Regions from separate parts of the Mus musculus genome. Here regions 1, 2, 4, 5, 6 and 7 are each linked to region 3. Evidence: chromatin loops called from intact Hi-C (ENCODE). Cell type or tissue: gastrocnemius. All regions are shown on one strand.

The links. Peaks named below come from ENCODE experiments on the same cell type or tissue, not always from the same donor. Only the 100,000 strongest peaks of a DNase experiment are listed, where the experiment ranks them.
Region 1: it touches region 3 in a loop (3-fold over the local background); 12 of 42 quality-filtered maps call a loop at or near these places.
Region 2: it touches region 3 in a loop (3-fold over the local background); 12 of 42 quality-filtered maps call a loop at or near these places.
Region 4: a loop joins it to region 3, with 2.1 times the contacts of the local background. A loop is called at or near these places in 6 of 42 quality-filtered maps.
Region 5: a loop joins it to region 3, with 3 times the contacts of the local background. A loop is called at or near these places in 12 of 42 quality-filtered maps.
Region 6: a loop joins it to region 3, with 3 times the contacts of the local background. A loop is called at or near these places in 14 of 42 quality-filtered maps.
Region 7: a loop joins it to region 3, with 5 times the contacts of the local background. A loop is called at or near these places in 36 of 42 quality-filtered maps.

Annotation. Positions count from the first base shown.
Region 1 is chr13:93,067,505-93,071,504 of GRCm38, forward strand. It overlaps Cmya5 (cardiomyopathy associated 5), which reads right to left. Exons shown (of 13, transcript NM_023821.3): 7 at 1,775-1,924. Gm31745 (a long non-coding RNA gene) reads left to right here. Exons shown (of 4, transcript XR_382755.4): 4 at 1,188-2,020. Among named protein-coding and RNA genes, the nearest start is that of Gm4814, 3.8 kb to the right of the region's middle. In gastrocnemius, a CTCF peak has its summit at 2,214; DNase peaks (open chromatin) are centred at 1,854, 2,172 and 3,109; H3K27ac peaks cover 290 bases.
Region 2 is chr13:93,061,519-93,065,518 of GRCm38, forward strand. It overlaps Cmya5 (cardiomyopathy associated 5), which reads right to left. Exons shown (of 13, transcript NM_023821.3): 8 at 3,707-3,853; 9 at 1,925-2,072. It overlaps Gm31745 (a long non-coding RNA gene), which reads left to right. Exons shown (of 4, transcript XR_382755.4): 3 at 1,702-1,838. Among named protein-coding and RNA genes, the nearest start is that of Gm31745, 4.5 kb to the left of the region's middle. In gastrocnemius, no CTCF peak of the experiment used is centred here; a DNase peak (open chromatin) is centred at 2,007; H3K27ac peaks cover 2,570 bases.
Region 3 is chr13:92,984,661-92,988,660 of GRCm38, forward strand. No RefSeq gene overlaps it. Among named protein-coding and RNA genes, the nearest start is that of Gm41019, 19 kb to the right of the region's middle. In gastrocnemius, no CTCF peak of the experiment used is centred here; DNase peaks (open chromatin) are centred at 1,596, 2,250, 2,730, 3,351 and 1 more place; H3K4me3 peaks cover 388 bases; H3K27ac peaks cover 1,744 bases.
Region 4 is chr13:93,301,920-93,305,919 of GRCm38, forward strand. Homer1 (homer scaffolding protein 1) reads left to right here and starts at 1,838. Exons shown (of 10, transcript NM_147176.4): 1 at 1,838-3,383. The coding sequence starts at 3,379. In gastrocnemius, CTCF peaks have their summits at 1,432 and 1,955; DNase peaks (open chromatin) are centred at 1,825, 2,013, 2,931 and 3,915; H3K4me3 peaks cover 3,124 bases; H3K27ac peaks cover 3,260 bases.
Region 5 is chr13:93,717,355-93,721,354 of GRCm38, forward strand. It overlaps Dmgdh (dimethylglycine dehydrogenase precursor), which reads left to right. Exons shown (of 16, transcript NM_028772.3): 13 at 201-358; 14 at 3,205-3,264. AW495222 (expressed sequence AW495222) reads right to left here and starts at 1,821. Exons shown (of 3, transcript NR_045086.2): 1 at 1,530-1,821. In gastrocnemius, a CTCF peak has its summit at 1,818 (motif pointing left); a DNase peak (open chromatin) is centred at 1,806.
Region 6 is chr13:93,142,879-93,146,878 of GRCm38, forward strand. It overlaps Cmya5 (cardiomyopathy associated 5), which reads right to left and starts at 1,846. Exons shown (of 13, transcript NM_023821.3): 1 at 1,480-1,846. The coding sequence starts at 1,628. It overlaps Tent2 (terminal nucleotidyltransferase 2), which reads right to left. Exons shown (of 15, transcript NM_133905.3): 15 at 2,977-4,000. In gastrocnemius, a CTCF peak has its summit at 1,924 (motif pointing left); DNase peaks (open chromatin) are centred at 387, 1,122 and 1,845; H3K4me3 peaks cover 2,451 bases; H3K27ac peaks cover 3,252 bases.
Region 7 is chr13:93,238,504-93,242,503 of GRCm38, forward strand. No RefSeq gene overlaps it. Among named protein-coding and RNA genes, the nearest start is that of Gm41020, 42 kb to the left of the region's middle. In gastrocnemius, no CTCF peak of the experiment used is centred here; no DNase peak of the experiment used is centred here; H3K27ac peaks cover 744 bases.

The DNA of each region.
Region 1 (4,000 bases), 83 kb after region 3:
CCCTTCCCTCTTTCCCTTCCCTCTTCCCCTTAACCCTTCCCCCTTCCCCTAAGAATAAACATCAAAGACTGCTTAGAGTCACTCTCAGAAAAGACATACTACATAGATGACTCTGACAAAACCCCAGACACCTAGAAGAAAGAGACCAGCTGAACTCTCTGGAAGAGGTTCAGACCAACTGAGCCATCTGGAAAGGCTTCTCTAACCTGTTGAGCTGACTGCAGACTGTTAAGTGTGCTCCAGGTTTCCAGCTCTGTGATCTGTCACCCACACTGGGATAGGCTTTGATGATGTAGCTGTTTTTGTGTCATGCCTGCTCCTGTGAATAACCCTTCATATTCCTGTAAGTCACCCAATAAAACTCATTGGTTCCCCAAGTTCGGTTTTGATGTTATCTATAATTTGGTCTGTCATGGCTCCCTATATGGGCCAAGTAGATATATGTGTGTGTTGTAACTCCCCAGGAAATATCTGGCGTATGGTCTTTTGTCAGAGTCACATAATACATCGTCACTGTTATATGGTAACAGGTCATTTTTGTCTCTAGAGATGGATTTAACCAACTTTATACTGTGCCCACAGTTACCTCCACAGAAACTTTTGTCTAAATTAACTTTACATTTCAAAAGATTTAGATTTTGTGGGTCAGTTGGTGGAACGTTTGCCTAGAATGGAGGAACCATGGGTTTGGTCCCCATGACCATGTTAACCAGGTGTATAGTGACTCCTTGAATCCTAGCACTTAGCCAATAGGCCTGGGAAGACCACAACCTCAAGGTCATCCTTAGCTACAAAGTGAATTGCAGGACAGTCTTGGATACATGAGACCCTGTCTTTAAGAAAAAAAAATAATCAACTTTAAAAAATAATTGTTAAGTCTTAGCAACAGTGAGATATTCTACCATATTTTTCCTCATTATAACTGGGCTCCTGCGTTTTGCAATGGGTTGTTGATACTGCCACATGCTCATCTAATTTCCCAAGCATGTGGGTCTGTCTTCAACAAGCAACACCGAATGCCAGCACTCCCCGCACTGATTGACTCATCAGGATATACAACCTCAAGCTGCCTGCTCTTAGGCCTCATCAGAAGTTCTGAGCAGAGAGATCTGCACAAAAGTTTAGCTTGGGAGGTCTGCCATCTGTTCTCCACGCTAAGCAGTGTCACGTCTATCTCCCATTACTAGGTGCCACTGGATGGCTATACCATACCTAGACCCACACCTTGAGGATTGCGAACTCTGAATCTACAAACCTGATACTCAGTGTTGTGTGTGCATGAAACTTACTGTGGAGGACACTGGCCTATGTACAGCTCACCTCCCCTCTACGGAGCAGAGCACACCACACTGTCTCTCAGACTTCAGCACAGTTAAACCTCCATCTCTCTGAAACGTTCGGATGACACTGCCTTCATGAAGATGAGCATCGCTTACTTGCTCCTGTTATTTTGAGCCCTCAAAGTCTAATCTGAATCTCAGTATCAATGCTCGTGTTGACCATTGTGATATCTGAATGCTCTCCCCTGATACCAATTTCCAGATTGTTCCTTTCCTCTAACATAGTAGTATGTGGTTGTTGAAGGATTTTGTTATCATTCCTGTAAGTGGCTAAAAAATGCTTTGTGGAAGTATAATATCTTAATGTGTATATATTTATTTATATACAATTTAATTTATATATTTTTATATACAATTGTCACGTGTATAGGACCTTAATTTACAGTAAGATGCAGAAATATATGCCAGCATCTGTAGCTCTGCAGCAATCTTACCATTTATTTCTTGATCATCCTGAGGCTCCTCTACACAGTATACCTGGAATGAGTCCACAACATCCTCCTTGTTCACGCTCCAGTACACTGCAATTGTTGTGCTGGTAGCAGAGCTTGGTTCCTGGGGTTCTAGTCTGGGAGGCTGTGGAACTGGAAGGAAACACAATTCACTATGACTAATGCTATTTTACTGACTGTTGTGTTTAAAACATGTTCAATGTGTTGTTAAAAAAAAAAAACCAACAATACAGAAATCTATGGGATAAAAGTAGGAAGGTTCCCCACTGCAACCTGCAGCCTAACTCCATTCCTTTGATACAGCCACTATTAGAGTGGAGTGTGAGGAGCGTGCGCGTCCCTCCATTGTTTCCCCTGCATTTCTGTAAGAGCATAAGCAACACAAATAGAAATGAACAAAAGTGCGCCCCCAGCTGGGGTCACTGCATAACTACTCTGTAGTTTTATACTTAGAGAAATAAACTTACACTGACTAATTGACTATGCAATAACTTGGCTTTGGATATGCTTTTTAGATAAGAAAATGATATACTGTTCTATATTGGCACAGTTTATAACAATAAAAAACAGTGAATCTTTTTCAGATATAGGATCTTCAAGTGAAGGAAACATAGTAAATATTAGACTAGAATGTTTAAAGCTGCAATCCATCTTTTTTTTAACATAATAGTCCTACAATTGTTTTAATTAGATGTAAAAATAGAAAAGAGTAGAAGTGACCTCTTGATTAAATGCCATGTAAATTGTAGATGCCTGATGTAATCCATGGTTCTGAATTTTAAAGACAACAATATCCTCAAGTGTTTTACTGGAGATTCTTGAAACTTATAATCATGTGTATTGAACACTAGTGCTGCATAAAATGCAATTATCTTCCTGCACTTATTAAACAAGATCATTGCACATATTTTACACATCAGAGAAAAAGATTATTCTCATAGTTAAAAAGACATCATGCTTTTAAAATTTGTGTGTTTGTGTGTGTGTGTGTGTGTGTGTCTTCCCCATCCAACAAGTTCATGAGAGATAAGCATACAGGAATAATGTAGGCCGAATTTATAAGTTGACACTCAGGGAAAAGAAAAAAAAAGTTAGTTCATCAATAAGGTCAAAAATGAAAAACAAAATAAATGAATTTGAAAAATGGAATAAAAAGACCAATTGAAATGATTCAATAAAGATAAAGAAGTGAGGAGTGATGCAGTTATAAAAAACGGGAGCAAACGAGGAGAATGGTGAAGTTCATAGGCCAGAACAGAAGCTGGCTTCTAAACGAGAGGCACCCCTCCCCCTCTCTGCATCACATAGCCTCAGGGTTATGTCCTAGGCTTGTTAAACGAAGCAAGATAATGTAGATCGAGTGTTTGAACTGTGTCCGCTAGAAGCAGCATCTGGGGTGGCAAGACAGCCGTGGCAGGAGGAACAAACAGTAGAGAAGAGAGCAAAGAACTCCTAATCGTGAAGGCTGAACTGGAGTCTGAGTACCTGGCAGGCAGGTCATAGAGGCCATAGAGACAGGACACACTGAGCAGACACCTGCCTGCCTCCTGCCTGCCTCCGCCTTTCCCTGAAGACTGACAGCTGTATCTTCTAACAGAGAACCTAAGAGTGGTTCTCAATGCTACAGCCTTTAATACAGTTCCTGTTGTGGTGACACCCAACCATGAAATTATTCCGTTCCTATTTCATAACTGTAATGTTGCTACTGTGATGAACTGCAATGTAAATGTCTGATATGCAGGATATCTGACAGCCCCAAGGGGTCACAACCCACAGATTGAGAGCTACTGCTCTGAAGGTGTTCGTCCACAGAGAGGATCCAGCAGATTGTTGTGTGGCCCAGGTCTATAGAACAGCCAAACAAAGCACTTCAACTATTATTAGTCTTTGAAGCAGCATGGAGAGCTTCCTGGAGCATGAATAATGTGAATGATCTTCCCAGTATAAATTATACACAGGACTGGAGCTAACCTTGCAAAAAATGGCAACATCGTTCTATATCCTTTCTCTCTAGCACAACTTCACAAACTTAAAAACTGATTGTCAACCCCCCACCTACCACCTAACTTTAAGGTAGAGCCGCTGCAGGGAACTAAGCATAACATGCAGGCTAGAAGTGATTTTGTTTCCCATCCAAAGAGTTAAAGTTAAAATATCCTTTTCTTCAAACAGGAGATACTGTTACTCTTAAACATGCTCCAAAGGGGA
Region 2 (4,000 bases), 77 kb after region 3:
ATGATTTATGTAAATGCCAGCTGGAGGTGCATGCCACAGAAGATGAGTCACGTCAGAGCCCTGTGAACAGGCTGATCTTTCCTGGGAACTGGCTTTCCTCATTGATGGTAGGAGAGACCACCCTAGGACTCAGGGGTTTCTAAAATTGTATTCTCATAGCATCAAGGGCTCTGCAGAGAGAGTTAAAGAGTCCCTAAATAATCTTACTCAGAGGCTAAGGATTTGAACCTTTAACTATGACAAATCTGTGGTTGAATTCTCCCTGTCACTTGCTAGCTGAGGAACTTGTTAGAGTCCTTGTGAGGGTATCTGAAGTACCTGGGCCAGCACCATCACAATACCGGAGTTCCTTATTTCTGTGCTGACCAGAGCTTACCTCTCAAATGTTGGCTGACTCCTGGGAACCTTTTCTGGAAATTGGCTAGCACAATTGCCAAAGGAAGGCTTCCCTCTTAAAGCCTTGCATTTGGGTGGCATATTGCAATGTCAAACATCTTTCCTGTCCCTGATTTCATGTGATCCTCACAAGCCCAAAAGGTAGCAGACTAGAGTCTCCCATCCCTGTCATTGATCTGTGTCAGGGATTGGCAAACGGAAACCCATTGAGATAGATGAAGCATGAGAGGACTGCAACCAGGGTTAAGCAGCTCAGGGAGAGTAGCCAACAGGAACCCAGGGTAGAACCAGGGCCAGCATCAGGCCCTGGATCTCAGGCAGTGCTCTGTCAGACTATCCTGAGATCACAGCATGCTTTTCTGAGCTCTCAGACTGACACACATTGGTGGCTTTACATAGCAACCAACCAAACAACATTAATGATTCCTGAAGCTTACCTCCCAGCAGTCAGAAGATACACAGACAGGCTGCTGTGTTTGTATATTTACTGCATTTTCAGTTCTGCAGAAGTGCCTGCATCCCACCCTTCCTCATATTCCCAAACCCAATACACTGTCTGATCATTACTTAGCAACACCTGTCTTCAACCTGAAAGAAACTATAATTATTGTTCAGTCATATGAAACCTTATATCATAACTAAATAAATAGCTGCTCGATCATGGTGCTAATCAAGAGCTTAAGTACACATTACTAAAAGGTTGTTTGATTTTATACCATTACTCCTAACTTCCTGACAAAATTGTTTATCTCAGTAAATGTGGCTAAAGAACAAAAAAAAATGAAAAGCAAAACCAAAAATATCTTCTATCAAAATTAAAATATCAGTTAGTAAGTAGTAATTAGTACTCTAAATATTTATCATGGTATATGAAGGGGCTTTCTATAGCCATGACATCAGAAGGTAAGGAAATACCACCTCATAGATGAGTTAATATTTAACAACTGCCTAGAGGATATGTGGTCCTTCCTTGATAAATTTTAGCTTTATCATTTTAGTGAGGGAGCCTCAGATTCCCTTTACACTAGAAGAATCTCTATATTCTTCATGTTCTTGGAGAAGCAGGTCTGTCTCTGTGATAATATATGTGTCATTAGCTCCTTTATGTTGCTAATATATGGTGGAGACAATCAGATTTACATTACACATACGCTCACTATTAGTTTCCTGAGTTAGGTGGTACCTATTCTGACAGAGCTAGTAAAAATGGCACAGAATGTGCATAAATCCTGACTAATGATTCAAGTTAAATATACTTCAAAGAATGTTCTATTTTATTAAAATTTGCATACATTTCTCTTACAGGGGAGTTATTATTCTGCATTGCAGCATGCGCTCGTTCTATTATAGACGCAGAGTTCATTGATGAATGGTGATGGCACTGCAAATCAAGTCAACAGCTTAATTAGCTCAGCGGGACTCAAGGATGCTTTTCTTGCTGGGTAAGCATAAGCTCAGATAGATAGCCGGGGTGGGGCCTGGAGCATGGATTCTGGGCTCCCGGCAGCCTCACTGTGGAAGGCCTTACCTCAGGCCCTCGCCCTCAGGAGAGTGCTGTCTGCAGTACTCCAGAGTGTAGGTCTCGGTGGCCTCCGGGTTGGCAGGCCGCCATCTGACAGTGGCAGTGTTCCAACACACAGTACAGTCTTCTACATGAATCACAGCTGTGGACGGTGCTGACCGAGATAGAGACAAGTTAGTCACAGACCAGGGGCAACTCTCAGAAGATTACTTAAGTATGTCTTTATTTTTAATTTTTGTATCAAAAAAAATTGAGCTAAAAACTCAAAGGAGATTTAAAAAACAAAAAAAAACAAAAAACAAAAAAAAAAAAACAAACAAAAAAAACAAAAACCAAACAACCCTCCACACACACATATAGCTAAAAGTATCTCACCTTCTTCTGCACTACAAACTGTCAGGTTCTCTCCCATCCCCTAACAGTCCCCCAAAATTTGATTTTAATGAGACCCAGAGTGTTTGTGTTATATAACTACTATATAAACAAATACAAATATTCTTTCCCTTCTCCTTTTACCTGAAAGGTAGACATAATCTTGTCCCCAGTATATGGTCAGTAAAGATTTGGGTGAAAGAATCGTCTGCCTCTGTGTTTTAAGTTATTAAGACAGGGTCTTATGTAGCCTAGGTTGCCTTGGAACTTGCTACGAACCTTGAACTCCTCCCTCTGCCTCCCAAATGCTGGGCTGGGAGTCTATGTATGGGCCACCATGCAGGGCCAAATGCTTGCTTTTAAAGGCAGGGAGAAGGATAAAGGACCAATGGGCAGGAATAAGCTACTTCCTGCCTGAGGTGGCTGCAGTGATCTTAAAGGCAAGACAGCCTTTGCTATATGTCTCAGAGCGCTTGGCAAAAAGATTTCACCATGAGAGTATATTCCCAGTCGAAGACCATGGCTGAAACCAGTCTGGGTTTTCTCACGTCTATGTAAGGAAGTCTAGTCCTAGTTTGCAATTATACCTTACATGCTAAGCCTTTTAAAAATGGTGTCTTTCCTTATTGTCAAGCTTAAGGAATACGGAAGCTCTTCCAGTGCCTCATACCCCAGTGGATACTTCATGTCTGCTCAAGTTTTCTTTAAGAGGAATCTGCTCTAGGCCAGCTTATCTTTTAAAGCAGTGGTTTTCAACCTTCCTAATGCTGTGACCCTTTAATACAGTTTTGTGGTTGACCCCCAACCATAAAATTATTTTCGTTGCTACTTCATAACTGTAACTTTGCTACTGGTATGAATCATAATGTAAATATATGATCTGTGAGCCTTTGGATTTGACCTCCAAAGGGGTCACCACCCACAGGTTGAGAACTGCTGATGTAACGCAGTCTGTGCAGTTCTCAGCTCTAGGGAGCCATTCCTGGGTCTGCCTGCCCTTCCCCTGTCTGTCTTGGCGTTCTCTTGTGTGTTATCATAGTTAACGCCTGTAAGCCTAGGCCCTCGTCAACCATTCCTAATGATCTTCTGGTTTTTAACTTCTCAGCTTAACTCTGACCTTCTTGCAAACAAGCACTCCATCTTTTTGTTTTGTTTTGTTTTGTTTTTTCGAGACCAAGTGTTCCATCTTGTTGCTATTGTTATTGTACTTGAGGGATGATCCCAGGGCTTCGTGCTGCTGGACTGACATTCTACCAATGAGCTCCACCCTAAACCCCAGTGCAGTCTTAGTTTATACCCAGCATTTTGCCCAATACCCAATGCATAGCTAGTGCTTCTTAAATACTTACTGGTTGATGACAAGAGTCTGTGAAGAACTCATTATTAACTCATAATAACATCTTAGCATCTGCTTACCTGTTCTAAAAATTGCTCTTTCACTGGGCAGGCTACATCCGGTGAAGTTGACAGCCATCACCCACACTTGGTAACATCGATCGGGTTCTAAGTCTTCAAATATGCAGCAACTTTCCTTCACTGTTAATCTATATTCTTCTACCAGTTCTAGCACAAGACCCAATTATTAATTCAAAGATGTCTTATATAATAAACTAAAAATTAGTTACTGAAAAACATAGTCTGTAAATTTTACAGAAGACTCAAACTGATAACTTTACAAATATTATTTGTGATAATTTTCTCTTAGGATAT
Region 3 (4,000 bases):
GGTCTGCTTCAGCAAAAACAACTCTCATAAGATAGTTTCCAGAAAGACATCTCATGACACATCTGACTCTCCAAAGAAACCAGAAATTTCCACTTCACAGGTCCAATTCTCAGCACCTACCTGGTGGCTCTCAACTCCAGTTCTAGGGATCTAATGCCCATTTCGGCCTCAGCTGGCAACAGGCACACACGTACATGAAGACAAAATACTCATACATAAATGATAACAAGTAATTTAAAAGAAGAACAGGCAGAAAATTAGCAAAGATGTGGAAGACCTGAACTCTGTCAGCCACCTTGACTTGAGTGTGTATCTAGAACACTTCCACAGTCATAGCACAATGAACATTCTTCTCAAACACACAGGAAACACTCTCAAAGATAGACCACATCTAGATATACTCCCACCAAAACACAGCAATGGCAAAGTCACTGGAAAGCTGTTCAAAGAAAATCTTTACACAAGTCCAACTTGATGACCTAGGGCCAACAGATCAAACCAATACAGACTAAAAGCAGAAACTTAACCTTGGCTGGACACAAGAGACCATGAATGAAGCTCTTATGGCCATTGACAGGTTGCTTGATGGAACTGTAATTGATTAGTTGTTGTCTACTTTTCACCTTTGTTTTCCTTATAAATGGCACCTGGCTGGAATTCTCAGAACACACTGGAGGTGGGGGAGGGGTGGGGGTGGGGGTGGGGTGGGGTGGGGGCATCAAGTTAGAAGTAAGACATTGTGCTGCTCTGTCGCAGTGTGGTGACCGAGGAGAACAGCAAGGGACTCGTATTCAAAAAAGCTAGAAAAGGAGATAATTGAGGACAGGTATGTTTAATATAAAACATTATACAATGTATACATATATGGAAATATCACATGGTACCCTATAGTGTATTTTTATATATTGGTTAAAAATAAAAATTTAAAACCCACACACACACACCAAAAAACCTTCTTTGTTTCCAAGAGCTGCCTAATTTGTAAATCCTTCTTGTTTTCTTTGTTCAAAGAAATTTCATAAAATTCAATTCATTATAGAAATGTTCCTTTCAGCAAACCAAGGCATAATCTCCAAACATCGTGGGGTTCATTTGGAAATCCATAATGTAAAGGCATTTTGAAAATGCTGCTATGTTAAATCTTGTGTCTATCTCTCTGTGTCACTTTCCTTTCTGTAGGACTATTTCACAATAAAAAGAAAACTTGAGCTATTTTAAGCTGACCCAAAGTGAAAATTTGGTGATATTAGTGATGACAGCCCCTTATTAATAAAGACCCGGATGAAAGAATACGGGGAAGCAAAGAGGACTTCCTGCAACCTCTGGAAGGACAAGCCTGTCACAACCAACTACAAGATAGAGTGAAAGAAACTCTCATGTGTCAACACATCGTGAGACACGGGTCAGGGCTCTGTGCGCCCCGTGACATTGATCACCCTGTGGTTTAAATAAGACGGAGGAAACAGAAGTTCTTCATCAGCAACAAAAGAATCTCACAGAGGACTCAATGCTGACAGGCCCTTGGGATAGCTGATCCAGAGAGCAGTGAACCATCTTATACTGGAGAGATAGTGGAGATGGGCAGCTGGCCATCGGAATCTCTGCTCTCCCCTCCACAGGGTGGACTTGGTACCCATAATCTAAGAGCTGGGGACATAAAAACAAGTGGGCCCCTGGGGCTGGTTGGCCAGTCCTCAAAGCTTAATTGTCAAGCTCCAGGCCAGTGAGTAAGAGAACCTGTCTTAAAAAGTATTAGAAAGGTAGAAAGGTGGACTGTGCCTGTGGAATGATATTCATTCTCTCTCTCTCTCTCTCTCTCTCTCTCTCTCTCTCTCTCTCTCTCTCTCTCTTTCCCCCCTCATATGTCACCTGCACACACATATAAAATTTAATGTAATGTACAGAGGATGCCAATGAATACACATGCTATTCATGTCGTTCATTACTGTTACCTTCATGGAATTATCAGACATTATTTGAAAGTTAGTTAATTCTAGGAGACTGTTCTATGGTTATAGCCCATCTCTAAGCGACTGTGACCATTACACGTACATCAAAATGCAAAACAAACAAACCCTCATCGATTCCCTTAAGGTTTTTAGAAACCTTATTAGAACAGTCAACTAGAAACTTTACAAGCCAAAGCTGCGGAATCAGTTCTTTCTTAAGAGCAGGACAGGTGACTCAAAGCCCAATTCACCAGGTGCCTCTGCCATTCAGCTGCAGGTCCAGCTATGGCCAGCAGAGGGCAGTGTTATACACAGACTTTGCCACTTTGGACGCTCACTGTCCGTGGTTTGGGGTATTCTTTTCCGCCTTATTTTTAATCGCCTGTCTCTGAAAGAAAAGCTGTGGTATTTCAGAAGTGACTGTTTTTCCCCAGGTTCTTATCTGCTTGTGTTGCGTTTTGTTACCTTGCCTGTTTCTGCTGGCTGCAACAGGCTCGGGTGATGTGGGGAGGCATTCTAGGCTGGAAGGGTAGAAATGGGCTCTGCAATAGGTGTGCCCTGGAAAGTGGGGGCGTCCCCAAACTCCCACCTTTTCCTCGAATCTGCTTGTGCAGCCACCTACTCTCTTTGTCTTTTCTTGGGTCTCTCTTCACCTGCCTTGTTTCTGCCGCTGACTCCATCCATTTCTCTCCCACACCATAGCAAGCCTGGGGCTACAGTGACCTCCAGTGATGCCTAATTGTGCGGTGCCTGTGAACATTTTCAGAAGCTCCTGTGTGAGGCCCTGGGACCCACTGGTGAGCCCAGTAAGAAACTGTGTGGCTCTTTCCTGTCCCCTCATCTCTTCATAATGCTTCCTAAAAGAGCTGAACTCCGGCACCCCCTTCCCTGGAAAACCTCTCTGGATCTTGGACTGACGCCGGCATTCCCGGCATCCCCTCCGTGATGCTTATGACAGTGTCAGCTCCTCACCGTTGCCTGTCCCTCTCTAAAGTCTGGGAGTCAGGAACTCTTTCTTCCCTTTCCCTCTTTGCATTTATGCTGCAAGCTTCTTTTGGGACCTTGAGGACAGAAACGCGAAGAGTCTTGATGTCGGTCCTCCCAGCGTGGGGCACGCCGCCTCATCCAGTTAACTAGCAGGCAGAATCTGGGCCCAGCAAGTTGTTCTTTCCTTCCCTAAAGACTTCTATAGACAACAGCCCCTGGCCTCTGTCTCTGAAACTCCCACTCACCCTCGCATCCACTAGCCATCTGTCTCCCTCCCATATTTCTGACCTTTCAGAGAACAGATGAGTCAGACACCCTGTCTAGAGTCCACAGACATTCACTTCATCTCCAGCCTCTCCAGATCATGTGCACTGGTGACTACATCTAATTTCTCCTTGAACTGCCTGCCTTGCTCTCTCCAGTGGCCTCACCTTGCCTGTGCTTCGGCCCCACTTCCTCCTGTGGGCAGCCCAGCCTCAGTCCTCCTGTGGGCAGACTGTGTGGTCCCCAATCCTGTGGGCAGCCCAGCCTGTCCTGTTTTCAGCTCCGGGGGCTTAAGTGTTGTTTTCTCTCCTTGTGACTCAAAATGAGTGTGGACTCAGTTCTCAACATCAGAGTAGAATGACATGTTGACCATAGAGATCAGCTTAGAGGTAGACAGTGAGAGCAGCTATACCATCAGCCAACTGCAGAGTCGGTGGAATTAGGAGAGAAATTCTTCTGTTGGAGGAGCTAGAACAGAGGCATATTGTCATTTAAAAAAAGGATGATAGGAAGAGAGTAAAAATAATAATGCAAGCCTGGGCCTCCTTGGGATTTTCAATGACATGAATTTATATATTCTACCCACCCTGCCCCCCTTTTAAAAACCAATTAGAGCTCCTTTATCCAGCTTTGCCTGCACCTAGAACTGCTTCCTGTTCAGTGTGGCTGTAGGAGCTGCTGGTAATCCTGTTGTTTCCGCCTGATCGTCAGTTTGGTGTCTCCTGTAAGGGATCAGAGTGATCACTTCTGAGCCGCCGAGCTTACTGTTCTCAGCAATGCCCAGCTCCAATGGAGCGGAA
Region 4 (4,000 bases), 320 kb after region 3:
AGTAAGCTGGTCAGTTGGATTAGCCCTCCTGATAAGATGAGTTTGGTTGAGAGAGAGAGAGAGAGAGAGACCCTCCCTCCATCCATCAATAAGGTGGACAGCAATCAAGGAAGACTCCTCACGTTAAACCTGATTTCCATTCTATCGTGTACACATGTTCCAGCACATGCACACACACATGCATACACACATGTGGGAAAAAAAAGGAAAAAAAAAACTCCTCTCAGTCTTTTTAATATTTCAAATTTAAAGCAAGATCATAACTTTATAATGTTCAGGTAAATGATCAGGCAGTCTGATTAGTTATAAATTAGCCCTAACACTTTGCCAAACTCAAGCAAGAAAATGTCAATGGAAAAAAAAAGCAAAATTGTTGTTCCTTAATTAAAAAAATCATGTGTTAACATTAAAAACATGTATTAAAAACCACATATAGCAGGCAAGCAAGGGACATTCTTGTAACTGCATTGCTTAGGAGGGATTAGGGAAGAGAGCCCAGGTGTTCAAGATCTTAATCAAACAAGGCAAAACAAAACCCACCACTCCTGGCATGATCTATAGAATTTTAGCTGACTTTCTTTTGAACTGCATTGGCATTGATGTACTATTCTTCTAAGGACAATTTAATGATTTTGTAATAATATCATGTCCTGGATTTCTCGGGTCACTTCAGGTTTTGAATGAAGTGAGTTTCATGTTTCATGTCAAATGAGTTTAGTTTGTAAAATGTGGTCACTGACTCTTTGGAGTAACTGAAGTACTAATGGCCTTTAGCAGGGTGCAGCACTTCTATTTCTGAACCACAATTGTCAAGTTAAATGGAATAAAAGCAAAACTCATTCTGTGAGTCTAACCAATAAAAGGCCCTTAACAACACAGGGCCATTTTAAAACTTCATGACTTTAAAAACACAATTTCACATATGCAGCTATAAATTTATAGACGGCTAGTCATCCTTGCCACATTAAAAAAAATGAAAATATACTCGAGAGCTATTGTGCTTACAAGATTCAAAATAATCAGGAACCCAAACGTATGTTTGTGTTAATAAAGTAGGACTTTGTTTCCAGACTGTAATTCATATCCTTGGTAAGTCAGACCTAAGGTGATTCGTTGGCACTTGCGATGCTGTAGAAGGGTAATTATCTGAGGGAACTAAGTTTACTTTAATGAATTTGACTCATTATGCCTTGCAGAACCATGGCTATGCAGCGAACTGCAACATTTAGAACATTTGGAAATCTCATTCTGCTTTAATTACTATCCTTTGTAACAAGAGGTTTGCTCCTAACTCTACTCTTTTTTTTTTTTTTTTTTTTTTTTTTTAAGTTAAAACGCACGCCTTTAGGAGGGGAGAAAGCTTAAAAGTTGACTATGTTCAGAATGGTATTTAGGATTCCTAAAATTAACGGTGGTTTTCCCCGAGTCTACCAGCAGTGATCACTCTCCCTCCCACGATTCCCTGCAGGTTGGGATGTGAACAGCCCGGGGATGCTGCTGCAAACCCAGTGGGAGAGGGAGACAGGACTTTACCGGCGACACTTCGGCACTGTTGCTATGAGTGATTCATTCGCATATGGCACATTTGTGCCAAGGAAACCTCCTCCCGCCGCTTCCTTCTCCGAGCTCTCCTCAGACTGTCTCCGGCGCCTTGGCCTTTAAGGAGAAGCGAGAGAACCGGGAGCAGGTGGGCCCGGAGCAGCTCGCTCAGCCCGCCTCCCCCAGCTCTTTCCCTAATTTAGCAGTACTTCCGGCCGCGTGACATCATCCCCCGCACAAGCTGACGTGAGCGGAGGGTGACGTATGTGCGGAGAGGAGCGCGCTGACGTTGCTATTTAAAGGTCCTTCTGCGGGGAGGATGGAGACACAGCGCGAGCACCCGGCGTGCGGAGCGGACGAGGCCGTGGCGGCCCAGAGCCAGCGCAGGAGCCGAGCGCACTGCCCGTCCGCCGCCGGCCGCTAGGGGAGGGGAAGGAAAAAGGGACGGACCGACGGACCGGCCAGCTCATCCCCTCCGGTGTTGTTCCTCAGCGCCCCGGTCCGAGCCCGGGCCCCGCCTCCGCCGCGCCCCACCTCCTCCGCCGGCCTGCGGCGGCGGCAGCGCTCCGCCCCTCGAGCCGGGAGGGCCGCGCTCTCCGCCCCGCCCCGCCCCGCCCCGCCCCCTCTCCTGCTCCGCTGCCGTGCTCGTCTCACGCCGGCGGCGCGGACCGGGAAGCGGCGCCCTCGGCTGCGCTCGGTTCGGAGCCCGCTCCGTGGAGTCAGAGGCAGCGACGGGCGCCAGGCCGCCCGGGCCGACGGAGTCAGCCGCTGAGGGGAGTGTAAGGAGGCAGCGGCAGCCCCGGGAATGTGAGGCGGCGCGGAGCGGGAGAGACGAGCCGGGGTGGGGGCACGAGCCGCGGCTGCCGTGCCTCGGACGAGCCGCCAGCCTCTCGCCTCAGCGCGCGGCCGCCGGGAGCTTGGGGGCTGGGTGCAGGGGACCGCGCGGGGTTGGGTTCTCTGATTCATTCATTCTCCGCCGTCGGGAGCCCGAGGCCGCGGGTGCTGCGAGGAGAGGCGGGAAGAGGGGGCGGCCGCGAGCGGGGCTCCATTGTGCTCGGCGGGGGCCGGGAAGCCAAAGGAGGTGGGCTCGGGCCCCTGCGCTGCTCCCCGGCGGCTGCGCCCCCAGCTAGCTGCCAGCCTGGAAATGGCTCCGCTGCTGCTCCTCGGGAAAACGAATCGATCCTTCCCAGCCTTCTCTGCCTGCTCTCCACCTCCTCTCTGCTCCGAGTCTTAGGAGGACGAACATTCAAAGGACAGATTCCAATGTGGTGTGCCGTGCACATCGGGAGCGGCTGGGGTTTGCACTTCGAGATTTCTTCTATATAATTTTTTTTTTTAAACGTAAGGGAGGCAGTAGCATTGCTGCCTGTAGGATTTTTATTCAAGTGCACGTCGCGTTGGGTTGCACGCTCCACCCCCAGGGACCTGGTGTGGTGAAATTTGAACCCACCGCCTTAGCCCAAAAAGGCCGAGTAACCTGGCTGCCTGAGTGTCGTGGAAGACGTGAGCGAAATGACCAGCGAACTCATTTTTTATCAGACTTGCTGAAGCTGGCTTTTGCGTTTTTTCTACACGTACGCTTAATTTTGTGGAATAGTTAAGTGCTATATTCTCCGCGCAACCTTTTCAAATTCCAAATGTTTGAACATTTTGGTGTCAGCGCGAGTGAAATCATTTTACCGACAAGAACTAACTGAATTGTCTGCCTTGTTGAGTTGCCTCCGGAAAAGATCTCGGGGGTGGAAAAGCAACTGCAAAATAACAGACGGAGAAAATTCCTTGGAAGTTATTTCTGTAGCATAAGAGCAGAAACTTCAGAGCAAGTTTTCATTGGGCAAAATGGGGTAAGGATTTTGTGCTTATCACAGCTTTAAATCTGCTTATGCTTGTGTGGAGTTGAACGGTGGTGGTGACCATATTTTTAAATCCGATCCCTTGCAAAACGGGTACTACTTTAAATTAGAGATTTTATTTGCATTATTGTAGAGCGACACCAGAGGTCCTAATTAGAATGTGTAATGTTTGTAACTCAGTTATAGTTTTATTAATTATATATATATAAAGACAGTGCACTAGTCTACCCTGTACCTCTTAATTGATCAAACTGCTATATAGGTTACTAAAATTTTGCCATCTTAGGTTTGGTTGACGGTGTTGTTCAAAGAGAAGAGCTGCATTCTTCCAGTACTTTGTAGAAATAATCAGCTGTTACAAAGAGAGAATTGTAATGAGTAGTTAGACTCCAGTCCTTGAAACTGACCCTTTGTAAGTTGGTGCCCTGGCAGTGCCCTCTGTTTTATCCTTGAACATCCGAAACCAAATGTACAGCTTGGTTTATTGGGCATTAAACGAAAATCGCAGTGTTTCGATGTCCACGGTGTGGGTGCTGGAGAGACAAAGCTGTTGGTTGAAGGGACTTGTTCACTTTTTCTGTTTGCCTCAGACCTTTAGCTGGTGCCAG
Region 5 (4,000 bases), 730 kb after region 3:
GAGTCTCTCTGTGCAGGAGTCAGGCTTACACACAAATGGTCACTGAACTGACTGCTCCTTGTGAGCTGTTCTTTTAAAGACCACCAAAGGTTGCTTTGTGCTGGTGGGGTTTTCTCCTACACGTGTTAGTTAATGGATGTGAGCGCAGGCCCTGCCAGCACCACTCTCATGCCTGTGTGGGCCCTGCCTGTGCATTTCAGGTGAGCTGGGCTGGGAGCTGTACCACAGACGAGAAGATTCTGCGACGCTTTATGAGCGCATCATGAGTGCCGGCCAGGAGGAGGGCATCGGCGACTTTGGAACTTACGCCCTGAACGCTTTGAGACTGGAGAAGGCTTTCCGAGCCTGGGGCTCCGAGGTTTGCATGCTAGCATCCTCACTAACGGATGCTTACCTTACTGTATCTAATGTTGGGAGACTAGTTTTCATAGCATTACTACTATCAGTTCCAGCTAGAAGAGAAATCAAATGCCATTAAATGACTTTGAGTAGGGAAAGAACTCCCCTGCCTCTCTGCTTTCCAGATGAGCACTGACTGGGTTTGGGGGTAACGTTTATTCTGCCTTAATTCCCCCTGCTTAGTGGTGAACCCCAGACATTTTCTGGCAGGCACACGCCAGAGGATCTGAGTATCACCTCTCACATCCTTGCTTTCCCTCTGTTACGTTTCATTTCCCTCTCACAATCATCCTTAGGCGAACTAATGTCCTTTTCTTTTGAGGGACAGGGACAGTGGTCCCGTGTGTGTGGGTCTAGTCTTCCCCACCAGTGGGAATCAAGAGCTTCTCTGTGTACAATTGTTAACCACTTACACAACATTTTTATATGCATTGATTCTGCTTTGCTTCTGTCTTAGTTTCCTTCCTGTTTCTGTGGGGGAAAAAAATACCCTGACAGAAGCGAATTCAGGGAGAAAGGGTTTCTTTCAGTTCACAGGTCCAGGTTACAGTCCTTCAGAGTGGGGAAGTCACAGTGACAGTGGCTTGAGAGAACTGGTCATGTCACATCCATAGTCTAAAATGATTGCAAGCCCCTGGACAGCTGCTAACTGGCTTCCTGCACTTTACCCAGGATCCCCTGCCCAGGGAATGTGGTGTCCACAATTATGAAGGGTCTTCCCACATTGACTGTTGTCATCAAGATAAAGCCCCTATGCGCGTTCCCAGAAGCCCTTGTTCTATGACTTAGCTTTACCACGACTCTTATTTTGCATACATTCACTGGGTTCATTGAGCCCCCAACATCCAGATTCCTGTGACCAGGGTCCTATTTACCTTGTGGGAGAAACAAAACCCTAACTTTTACAGAGAACTGACGTTTTAGGGGCCATTGTAAACATGAGCTTCCGAGTGGGGACTCTGGGGTTTAAATCTATCCTTTACTTAACTCTTGGCTGGCTGGCCTGCTCTCTTATAAAATGGAGTATTTATCCTAAAGAATCAGCGCAGACGTAGAGATGGTTAGTAATGAGCCGAACAAACACACTATACAGTTAATTTCTAGGTTAACCTGAGAGCTCAGGTACTTACCCTTGGGCCTTCTCATTGATGCAAGCTTGCAGGAAGCCGGTCCTGCCTGCTGCAGCGAACTCAAGTTTACAGCCAGGACTCAGGCAAGGCCAGCTGCCCTCAGAAAACAAAACAAATTTGTCCCCATGCTCAGGAAAAAGGACAGAGAAGCCACCCCTTGAGAGTTAAACATCGCTGTATTCTAGCCTCAATTTTTCTGATGTTTTTGGTTTTTTTGTTTTTCCTTCTGCTTCCTCTCCCTGGGCTCCATTTTAGGGTCCTCTTTCCCAACAGTGCCAGAGCGCCCTCTAGTGCAGAAACATCGGCGAAGTCGCTCTGTTTCCCTGAAAAAAAAAATCTCTAATTTTGGCAGACTGAAAAATAATTTCAGAGTAACTCAAACTAATTTAGGAAATATGAGAACACTTTTATGTGGTGTAAAGTAGTCTTACGTTTATCTAGTTTATGTCGACTCTTTGGGAGGTTAGAGCAGGCAGTTCTCATTCCCATAAAGAAATGAACAACAAAAAACCCGACTTCCAGAAAGGTCCTCTGCTCATTAACACTTAACTGAGTACATCGAGGTATTCTGTTCCCATTTCTATACATTTAGCAGTTCCTCCTGAGTTCATCTCTTTCATTTCCCCTCAGTTCTCATCGTATAAATTAGAATCTTCAAAAACCCCTTAAAAACAAAACAGTGATAAAAACCCCCTAACTTCATTCAGGTTTAGAACTAAATATTGGATTTCCCCTGAATTGATGCATCCTATCTCGAGTCAGCTAGTTCTGAGCTTTAATCCTCCCTTCCCGTTTTCTTTCTAGAACTCTGCAAAAGCCAGTGTTCTGTCACCTGCTTTCCCCTCTTTACCCCCATTCATGGCTAAATGCAAGCTAAGCAAAGTTACTTGTTACTTTTTTAAAAACACAATTATGTAATTAAAATTATTACATAACATACATGAGATTCTTGTTTGTGAAACACCATGTACTAGCCTTCAAATATTTATTAAGGTAAAAGATCGGAGGCCAGAGAGATGGCTCAGTGGTTAAGAGCACTGTGTGTGCTTCTCCTGCAGAGAAGCAGAGGTCAGTTCCCAGCATCCTCGATGGGCAGCCCCGTTACTTCAGTTCTGGGAGAGCACACCTGCACACACCCACACGCAGACATGAACACATACATGTACACGCAATGAAAACAGATAAATTCATTAACACCTTTAAAATAAAAGAGCAGTGGAAACCAACCCAATGTTCAGTCTCTGTGTTTGCCATATTTAAAAATAACAGCATTTGCCAAAGGCTTCATTTGAATGGAAAATACTGCTTCAGAGACTAGTCCATAATTGGTCTTTTAAAGAATCTTTACTCAAAAACCATCCAGTGTCCTTAATTCTGGGGAGACTAATATAAGAAAGTGATGTCTCTGTTTCTATCATTGTTATGCATCAGCTCAAGGTGGGAGCCAGTGTTTGCCAGTATTTGCTGAGTGAAGGTAATGGGTTTGTTTCTGTTTTAGTAATCTCTTCATCTCCCCTCGCCCTGTACTTGCTGGGAGTGGTGGTGAACTCCTTTAATCCCCTACCTGGAGGAAGAGGCAGGCAGATCTCTCTGAAGTCCTTTTAAGGACAGCGCAGTTCTTCAGTGAACCAAATTAGCAGGCTCACCTGGGATTCAAAACCTGTTTCCCTTCCAGATGAACTGTGACACAAACCCCTTGGAAGCTGGGCTGGAATATTTCGTGAAGCTGAATAAGGTATGTTTACGTTCCCCAGGGTGTATGAAATGAATGTGAAGGTGATGGCAGTGTTTTACGACAGAGCCACGCTTTCTTTAAAACTTAGCCAAGTGTGACTACAGAAGAAACGAGTTGAATATAAATACTAAACATGGCTTGATGCTCCGTGTGAATTATCCGCCGTAATTTGATCAGCTTCACTGTGGAAGAGCCTGGAGACGTAAGGCAGCAGAACTCAACTTCTTTAAGGGTTAAGACTTAAAACCCAAGGCGCTGGAGAGATGGCTCAGTGGTTAAAAGCACTGACTGCATTTTTCAGAGAACCTGGGTTCAAGTCCCAGCACCCACGTGGCACCTCACAATTATCTGTAATCCCAGTTCCAGGGCATCCCACACCCTCACACAGACATGCATGCAGGCAAAGCACCGATGCACATAAAATTTTTTAAAAATAGTTAAAAGAAGACTAAAACCCAAGGTGAAAGTTAGTAAAAATCACAAGATGATTAACAGATTTCAACAGGCATCTTTATAGAAATTGTGCTGCATGTATGTTGTGTGTGTATCAGCCACCCCTGGTGGCTGGTGAGGTTGCGCGTCAGCTAAGCAAGCAGTAAGGACATTGACTTTCCCTGGATGCTTAAAGGATAGAAGAGCCTCGCCACATTGGGTTAAGCAGGGGTTTATGATTCAGTTTTGCGTCTAATGATAACATCTAAATGTAAACACAAGATGTGTTTCCAACGTGCCCAGT
Region 6 (4,000 bases), 160 kb after region 3:
AGTGCTCGCTGATTCTAGACCTTCTGCCCTCATTCTGACCTTCCACAGTACAGTGTTTATATAGCATAAAGTCCTCCTCAGCATATAGTCATAATACTCATAATTTCTATCGTTTCCTGCAAAGTTTTTGAGGGTAGAGTGTGTTTCCTTCTTGGTAGTTGCTTCAAGATTTCCAGCTGATGGTTTTCTGCAATTGGCGGTACCCTATACATGTACACGGGACTACATGTATACGCATGTGGAGACCAATCCCTCATGTACAGTTTACCTTAAAAAGAAAAAGCCATCACCACCAGCCTGGAACTCACTGACAGCACAGTGAGCCTCAGGGATTCTGTCTCCATCTCCCTAACAGAGATAACAAGCACAAGCCACAGTGCTGGGCTTTCCGCCAGTACTGCAGGTATTGACCATAGGAACTGGGGATTAAGCTCCAGTCCTTGAGCTCACAAGGCAAGCACCTTACCAGCGGAGCCATCTCCCCAGCCTTCAATGCCACTCTTGGGCTACTCCAACTTGAACAATTCTGGTCTTGGTTGGGCATTCTGAAATGATAAACCATCACTTGCCACCCCCAAAGCCTTTTGATAGGACCACCCAGGAAGAGATACCATTGATGACATGCTTACGATTAAACAAAACATCCATACTACTATTGTCATTTTAGGGCTGGATGAAAAGGGACAAAGTAGAGACAAAGTAGAAAGCCTTAATGCGTGCACACACACACACACACACACACACACACACACACGTATGTATGTATATAGTATTACTTAATCTCATTCGCCTTATTGATAGATATTTAGGACCAGAACGACTTTTAGGACAGACGTTGCTAAAACATCACCCAGGAGAGCCCAGCTGGCCTGGAAATCAGTCTTCCTGCTTCTGCCTTTCTATTATTGGAATCACAAGGGCAGGCCAGCCACACCTGGCCTTCATGATTCTTCCCTCTAAGGAGTGTATGGGATGTTTGCACCAAAATAGCTTCCATACAGCAAACTAGCCCAGCGCTAGAACTCTAGGAGGCTGCCATACCTTTGAAGGTAATGGACAGAGCCTTCTGACTCCAGACCCTTCCCCAAGCTCAGGCAGGCAAGATTGATCCAGGGCGGGGAGCCAGAGGCAAGTATTCCAGCACAGTTTTGCGGTTAGGCAGAACCCCAAGTAAGTCTCCAAGAATAAACGAGCAAGTCACAAGGAGCTGGGAGGCGGGGGTGGGGGAGGGGGTGGGGGCCGACTGTGAACTTTGCTGCAGGCGGACCTGTCACTCCTGCTGACAGCAAGCACCTTGCACCTTCAAGTTTTTAAAGAAGGCGGCGCGTCCCAGACAGTGTGCTTGGCTCCGGGGAAATGAACTTCTGAGGTTGGAAAGGGAAAGGAAAAGGTTGGGGGGGGGGGGGTGGCCACTGGCCCGGCGGGACACCTGTGGAGTGGACAGCTTTGTTAGGTCCGGGCGGTTCCCGCTCAGGCTACCTGGCGTCGGGCTCCTCCTCCGACTCGGCCGCCGTCTCCTCCCCCTCGCCCTCCGACTCCTCCTCCGTCTCCAGCTCCTGGGCCACCTCCTCGTCTGCACCCCATCCTAGGAAGCCCTGGGCTGCGAGTCCGCTGTCGCCGCTCTCCATCGCGCCTGTCCTGGCCGGAGTCGGAGCTGCCCACGCCTCGCCCGGTGTTCTCCGTCTGACTGCACTTTGCCAGGGCCCGCGGGGCTGCTTGGGTTCCCGGCGCGCGGGGCGGGGTCGCCCCAAGCCTTTAAATAGAAGGCGTCAAGAAAGTTTCGCCACGGAGCTTCTGCGGCCCTGGCTCAGCTTCCTCTGGTTCCAGTCCCTGCCAACTTCCCCGCCCGTTTTGGCAGATCTTCAGCGGCCTTTGTGGCCAGGGCAGAAAGCAGTGTTGAGCGTCAAAAGGACCCACCAGCCCAGCCTTCCATCTAGTGGCCTGGTGGTTCTTACACTTCTAGCTGAGCTGCGGGTGCTTCGTGCCAAATGAGGCAGCATCCAGAGAAGATAACGTTATGGTTTGTAGCTAGCTTAAGGCCCCACTGCTCTTACTGTGACAATGGAAACAAACTAGCGCCCTAGGGGACTAAGATCTCATTGGATCAAGTAAAGCCAGTGCTTAACCTGTCAACCACTGCTCTAGGACGAAAGCCCAAGATCCTCATAGAGATCAAATCCTGACTAATCCACTTTTAGAAATCAGGTATTTACACAGTATCAAGTGAATTCTTTCTGCCTGAGAGGCCCACCTGTTCACTTATTCAAGATCACCACCTTTCTCTGAAATCTCCATGTTTGAACTCCTGCTCCTCTCCAGGAACTCAAAGCAGTCTTTTGAATATGATTGTTTCTGTTTGTAAGATAATGTTTCTGAAAAGGCCTAGACCTGTTTAGTACAACGGTTAGAAAGACGGCTAGATCTCCAAACCTTTATTTTAATCATCGCAGATTCTTACAATTGTTAAATGAGATGGAAACTAAGGGTATTATTCTCCAGTTACATCAGCTTGTGTGCTGTACATCGGGTCTGAGGACAGAGAGGTATAGATAGGCATCCTCTTTTACCACTGATTTTGCCAAGACCCTATTTCAAACTAACTCAAAATTTAGAATTATTTAGAGTCCACACGTCTAATACTAACAATATTTTAACAGCACATCCAAACAAAAAATGTAGTATTCACTTGAAATTGAAAAGATTTTAAGTCTCCAGCTGGGGAAATGCTCAATGGGTGGAGCACTTGCGTAGCAGACACCGGCTGTGTTTAATCCCTAGCACTGAAAAGAAATTGTAAAAAACCAAACACCTTTAGCTGATACAGCTGGACTGCCCTGAGTATATGATCTTAAGTGCTGGCTCATGGATTCCAGTATGCAGATTTCTTAAGCCTTTTGTCTATTTGTTACAACAAATAGTCTGACTAGGAGAGTGGAACCACTGAAAACAACATGGTGGCAATGCAAGAGTCCACACTACGGCAAAGTCTGAGGCTTTATTAAATGCCATAGTGCTGCAGAGTAGAACACCCGTCCCCAAGGGACTATGATTGACAAACATTACCTGAGGTCACACTGAACTGTTATACTCAATACACTCTGAGAAAGCGCTGCACAATGTGGGATAAATCTTAGAAATGTTTCCAAGAAAAAAAATCATATGTAAATTTTTTTAAACTGCATCAAAAGTACTACAGATCAGTATTCTAAAAAACTGACCCATAGAGAAAGCTCTAATCCTAATTATAACACAGAAGTAATGTGGTTCACAGGCTCCAGATGAGCTTCGTCCCAGACACTCTTCGCATTCAATAATCAAGCACGATTAGGTTCCGATCAGTTAAGATAATTACAGCCTTAATATCACAAAAACAACTGCACAGAAAAATAACACCTCAACAATGTCCAGATATAAACTTTATTCCATTTGACAGCATACAAAAATTTAAACTTAAAAAGAAAAAAGAAAATATGCACCCTTTGTAAGTCAAACAAAGTGAAAGTTTTAGTTTTTTAATTGGTCTGCAAAAAATAGTTTAGTGGTACAAATTGTACCACTGTAGGCCTACAAGAAGTTTGCAATCTTTGAAAAAGTTAAAACTGCCTTCAAGATTACTTTTTATATTTAAATGTACAATACAGGTACTGACCAATTTACAAGTATTTACATAAACTAAAAACAATCTTATTAAACAGCTTAGCTTGCATCTGAACTACTACTTTCATGTGGAAGAGAAATACTAAAAAAGATTTTTGTATAAACATTAAACTTTTATTTATAACTTTATTGTCTTATCTAAAACACTTTGTAGTGGCTTACTGCCTAAAAATTCCAGTTTAGATTATAATCCACGGAAATCTGATTCTACAAGTAGGATATAATCTCAACGTTGATGTTTCCGTTTTCTGCTGTTTCCTATCATGAGGAAAATAAAACCAGGAAAACAGGCGAAGCCACAGTGCACAGGTTCACTGTGCTATCAGAAAGCAGAAGAAACTCC
Region 7 (4,000 bases), 250 kb after region 3:
ACTCATTCTGGCTCAGCGGTTAAGAGAACTGGCTTCTTGCTCTTCCAGAGGTCCTGAGTTCAATTCCCAGCAACCATATGGTAGCTCACAACCATCTGTAATGAGATCTGATGCCCTCTTCTGGTGTGTCTGACGTGTACTCATATAAATGAAATAAATAAATCTTTAAAAAAAATTAAGCACACTCTGCTTTCCTGTAAGAGTAGAGCCATTAATTTAGTTTAGCACTACCTTTCCTAATATAAATAGCAAGAGAGGAAGAATGCAATAAGCGAATTCTGTGGCTGACTGATAGCTCTGGTAAAAAGACCAGCAGGGGCACCAGGCACAATGCAGTGTAGACTGGTTAACATACTGAGGCCCCAAATTCTATGCTGAGTGGACTCTTTCCCCACCAAAGGAAAAAAAAAAAAGCTGTGAAGACTTTATATTCTAAAGTTTAGACTCAATAAAGAAAGAAGCACGTGTTTACAGCAGCGTCCATTAGTTGTTAGGTTTTTTTTTCTCCTATCTTTTTCATCAGTGAAAACATTTGAACCCACTGTTCCACAGGAAAGGGACTCGTGTTTACTGAGCATTTATGATATGCCAGGCGTTGGCTAAATGTGTTTGCTTTATCCCATTTCAAATAGTTTGTTTAAACTCAACAGGATATATCATATCCATTTCTACAACAGCGAGTCTTCATTGTCAGTCTGACTCAGCGTAGAAACACTATGGAAACGTGAGTGTGTCTGAGGGCACTTCTAGAAAGGTTTAACTGAAGAGGGAAGAAGACCTTGGAATGTGGGTGGCACCATCTGACAGGCCCGGTCCCTGGCTAGATAACCGAGGTGTGGTTGAGCAGTCTCGGCCATTATCTCTGGACAGAGTTCACTTCACCACCTTCCTGACTCGGTGCCTTATGGACGATACCTTTAAACCATGAGCCCATATAAAGTAGTCCTCCACCGAGCTGCAGTTTCTGTTGAACATCTTATCACATTAATGAGAGATGTAAGTAAAATGCATTCTAAAAATTAAATGACAGGGCAAAATGATCAAATGCACCAAGAAAAAGCAATACTATGTTCGAAGAAAGTTTAAAGGCACTGTACAATAAATGTGGGAGGTTTTTGATTGTTTTTAAAGGTAAAATTAAGCTATAGGTCATCTAGTGTATGTGACACTCAAAGGCTTAAGATTTCCACACAAACTCCTCTTGCATCTGTTTCTGGTTCTCTGTGTCCTCTCCCACATCTTATCTCCCCTCCCCCACCCCGTTTCTCTCTTCTGCCCCACTCTCTGAGTTGCTCTCTGCTCTTTTTCACCTTTCACTTAATCTGATTACCTTCTGCCTTCTTTTTTTCCTGGCTTGTTATCTTTTAAACCAATTATTGTTTTTTTTTAAAGCCTCTGTGGCTACTGACCTTCCCCGCCCCCCCCCGCCCCGCCTCCCCGCCCCCCCCCTCCCGCCTAAGCTGGGGAGAGAGAGAGAGAGAGAGAGAGAGAGAGAGAGAGAGAGAGAGAGAGAGAGAGAGAGAGAGAGAATCGCTTCCTTTACCTCGCCTGAGCCAAAATTACACCTGGTATCAAGGTGTTCGGGTGCAATGTGCAACCTAGATATAAAGTCCCAGGTACTCAGAGTCTTTTAGCTAATAACGGCAACGTCGGCAGAGCAAGTCCCAGCGTTTGAGCTGACGCCTGAGCCTGCTGAAATTCTCAGGTTGCCATGTTGAGTAAACCGCTTGTAACTCTGTAACTCAGAGACTTGGGAGGTCTCCGCAGATGAGATGCTGCCGAGCAGTTTGCTAGAACTTGCATTACAAGACCAGAAACCTCAAAGGGAATTCGCCCTGTGGCCATCTGAAAGTAACACCGTGTGGAAAAAATCAAACTGGTTGACCTACAAGTCTGCCCTGCTAGTTAAATCTGAGAGTAATGGGTCTGCTTTGGAAACTCAAACCTACCTAATGAAGGATGTTTCTCCTTGGAGTGAATGTTCAAACCACACCTGGTATAAAACACCCTTCTAAAGCTGAGACAGGGGGCTGGAGAGATGGCTCAGCGGTTAAGAGCATTGAGTGCTCTTCCAAAGGTCCTGAGTTCAATTTCTAGCAACCACATGGTGGCTCACAACCATCTGTAATGGGATCTGATGCCCTCTTTTGGTGGGTCTGAAGACAGGCTACAGTGTACTCATGTAAATAAAATAAACAAATCTTAGAGAGAGAGAGAGAGAGAGAGAGAGAGAGAGAGAGAGAGAGAGAGAGAGAGAGAGAGAGCTGAGGCAGATTCCTGGAAGTAGTTTCACGTAAATCACGAGGCTCGCCGTTCTCCCTTCCCTCCAAACAAGCAGGCAGTGAAGAAAACGAGTGTTGAAGACCAGAGCTGGTGGGTAGGTGGTGAGTAGGTTTAGAGCCGGGCCGAGCATCTGATATCATTTCCTGAGAGAATTCCTGACAAGATGCAGTAAGTTGCTAACCCGGGAGGGGTGGGAGAACTGTTGTTATGAGCACTTAAGGACCAAAGTATTGTTTCTGGCAATAAGAGCAGCATTTCAAATCTGCAATCTTATGTCTTTCACATCTCTTGGGGGAACAAACAGTTCTTCATTTTATGAGGAAGTCTTTTTAACAAAACAAAACAAAGCAAAAACAAAAAACAACAAAAACAAAAACAAAACAAAAGTCTCCTAAAACCCAAAAGTATTTAGACCCCTGCCAAGGCCCCTTACTCCCTTCAACAGTACCCCAGCATGATGTCTTGTGTCATTTCAATGCATGTATTATTCCAGTAATACAGTGTGCAATCTCTGCTTAACGAATGCCAGCGTTATACTTTGGAGATGAGCAAGTGAATCATCCAATTGGTTTAGGAAAAGAATTGCTAGCTTCTAATTGGAAGAGAAAGGAGGAGGAAGGAAGGACTGAGGTAGGAGGGAAGGAGGGAGGAGAGAGCTCAGCTGGGGGGGAGACGAGGCTGTATGGGAGCTCTCCTGGGGCCTGAATCTTAGCAGAGCTTTTCATTCTCTCCTATAATTCCAGGAATGAAATAGACATGGCAGTTATAAAGAAGTTTTGCAAATTTGCACTCCAAAAAGGACCACGGCCAAAGCTTTTCTGGCTAACCGCATGTAACTGGTTCAATAAATGAGTTTGACTCCATCAGGGGTGAAGGAAAGCGACTCTGCTCTTTCTAGTTGCTTTGCTTTCAGACCCTTAACGGGTCCTTCTCTGCTCTGATATAAACTCTCTGGAAAAGCCCCCAGCTCTGCTGCCTCTGCTCAGATATCTGCCAGCCCAGTACCATTGACAATCAAAAGGTTACACTCTCGTTTGATTCAAAGATGGTCCCCAAGCCTCGCTCCCCTGCCATCTGTCCTCAGAACTGAATTAAGCTTGCAAGCCTAAACATGGGAAATATTGAAGGGGGGTGGTGGCACAAGAGGACGCTCCTCTTTCCAGCTCCACTACCTTCTAAATTTTTGCCTGCCATTCGTAGCTTTCTTGTAGTCCAATGGGAGTGTGTGTGGCATTAAAACAAGAACATAAAATTAAAAATTTAAAAGTCTCTACGATGCATCTTAAGAATTATAAAGTAATACTGTCAGTATCTTCAACGTTTCTTTTATGCTTGATGCCCCTTTCCTTCTTTTCTGGGTAACTAAGACATTAAAACTTGTTTAATCATTCCTTACTTCTAATTTTTAAAATTATTTATGTGTACCACTATGCATTTGTTACCCCGTTCTGCCTGGCTTGCAGTGTATGTATGTGGGATTATGTGTAACTTGTTCACGGTGTTAGTTCTTCAACCGTTGATACACTAAAGTATAATTCATTCAGCTTTGCTACTCCATAGTATTTAGCACTGTGAGTAGACCACGTTTAGGTACCCGCTCAACTGATGGTGAACACTTAAACTGTTCAGTTGTCTCTTTATGAACAACACTGCTATAAAACAATTCTATGCATGGGTCTTGCTGTGTGTATGGACAAGTCCTAGAGTAAAAACCTAA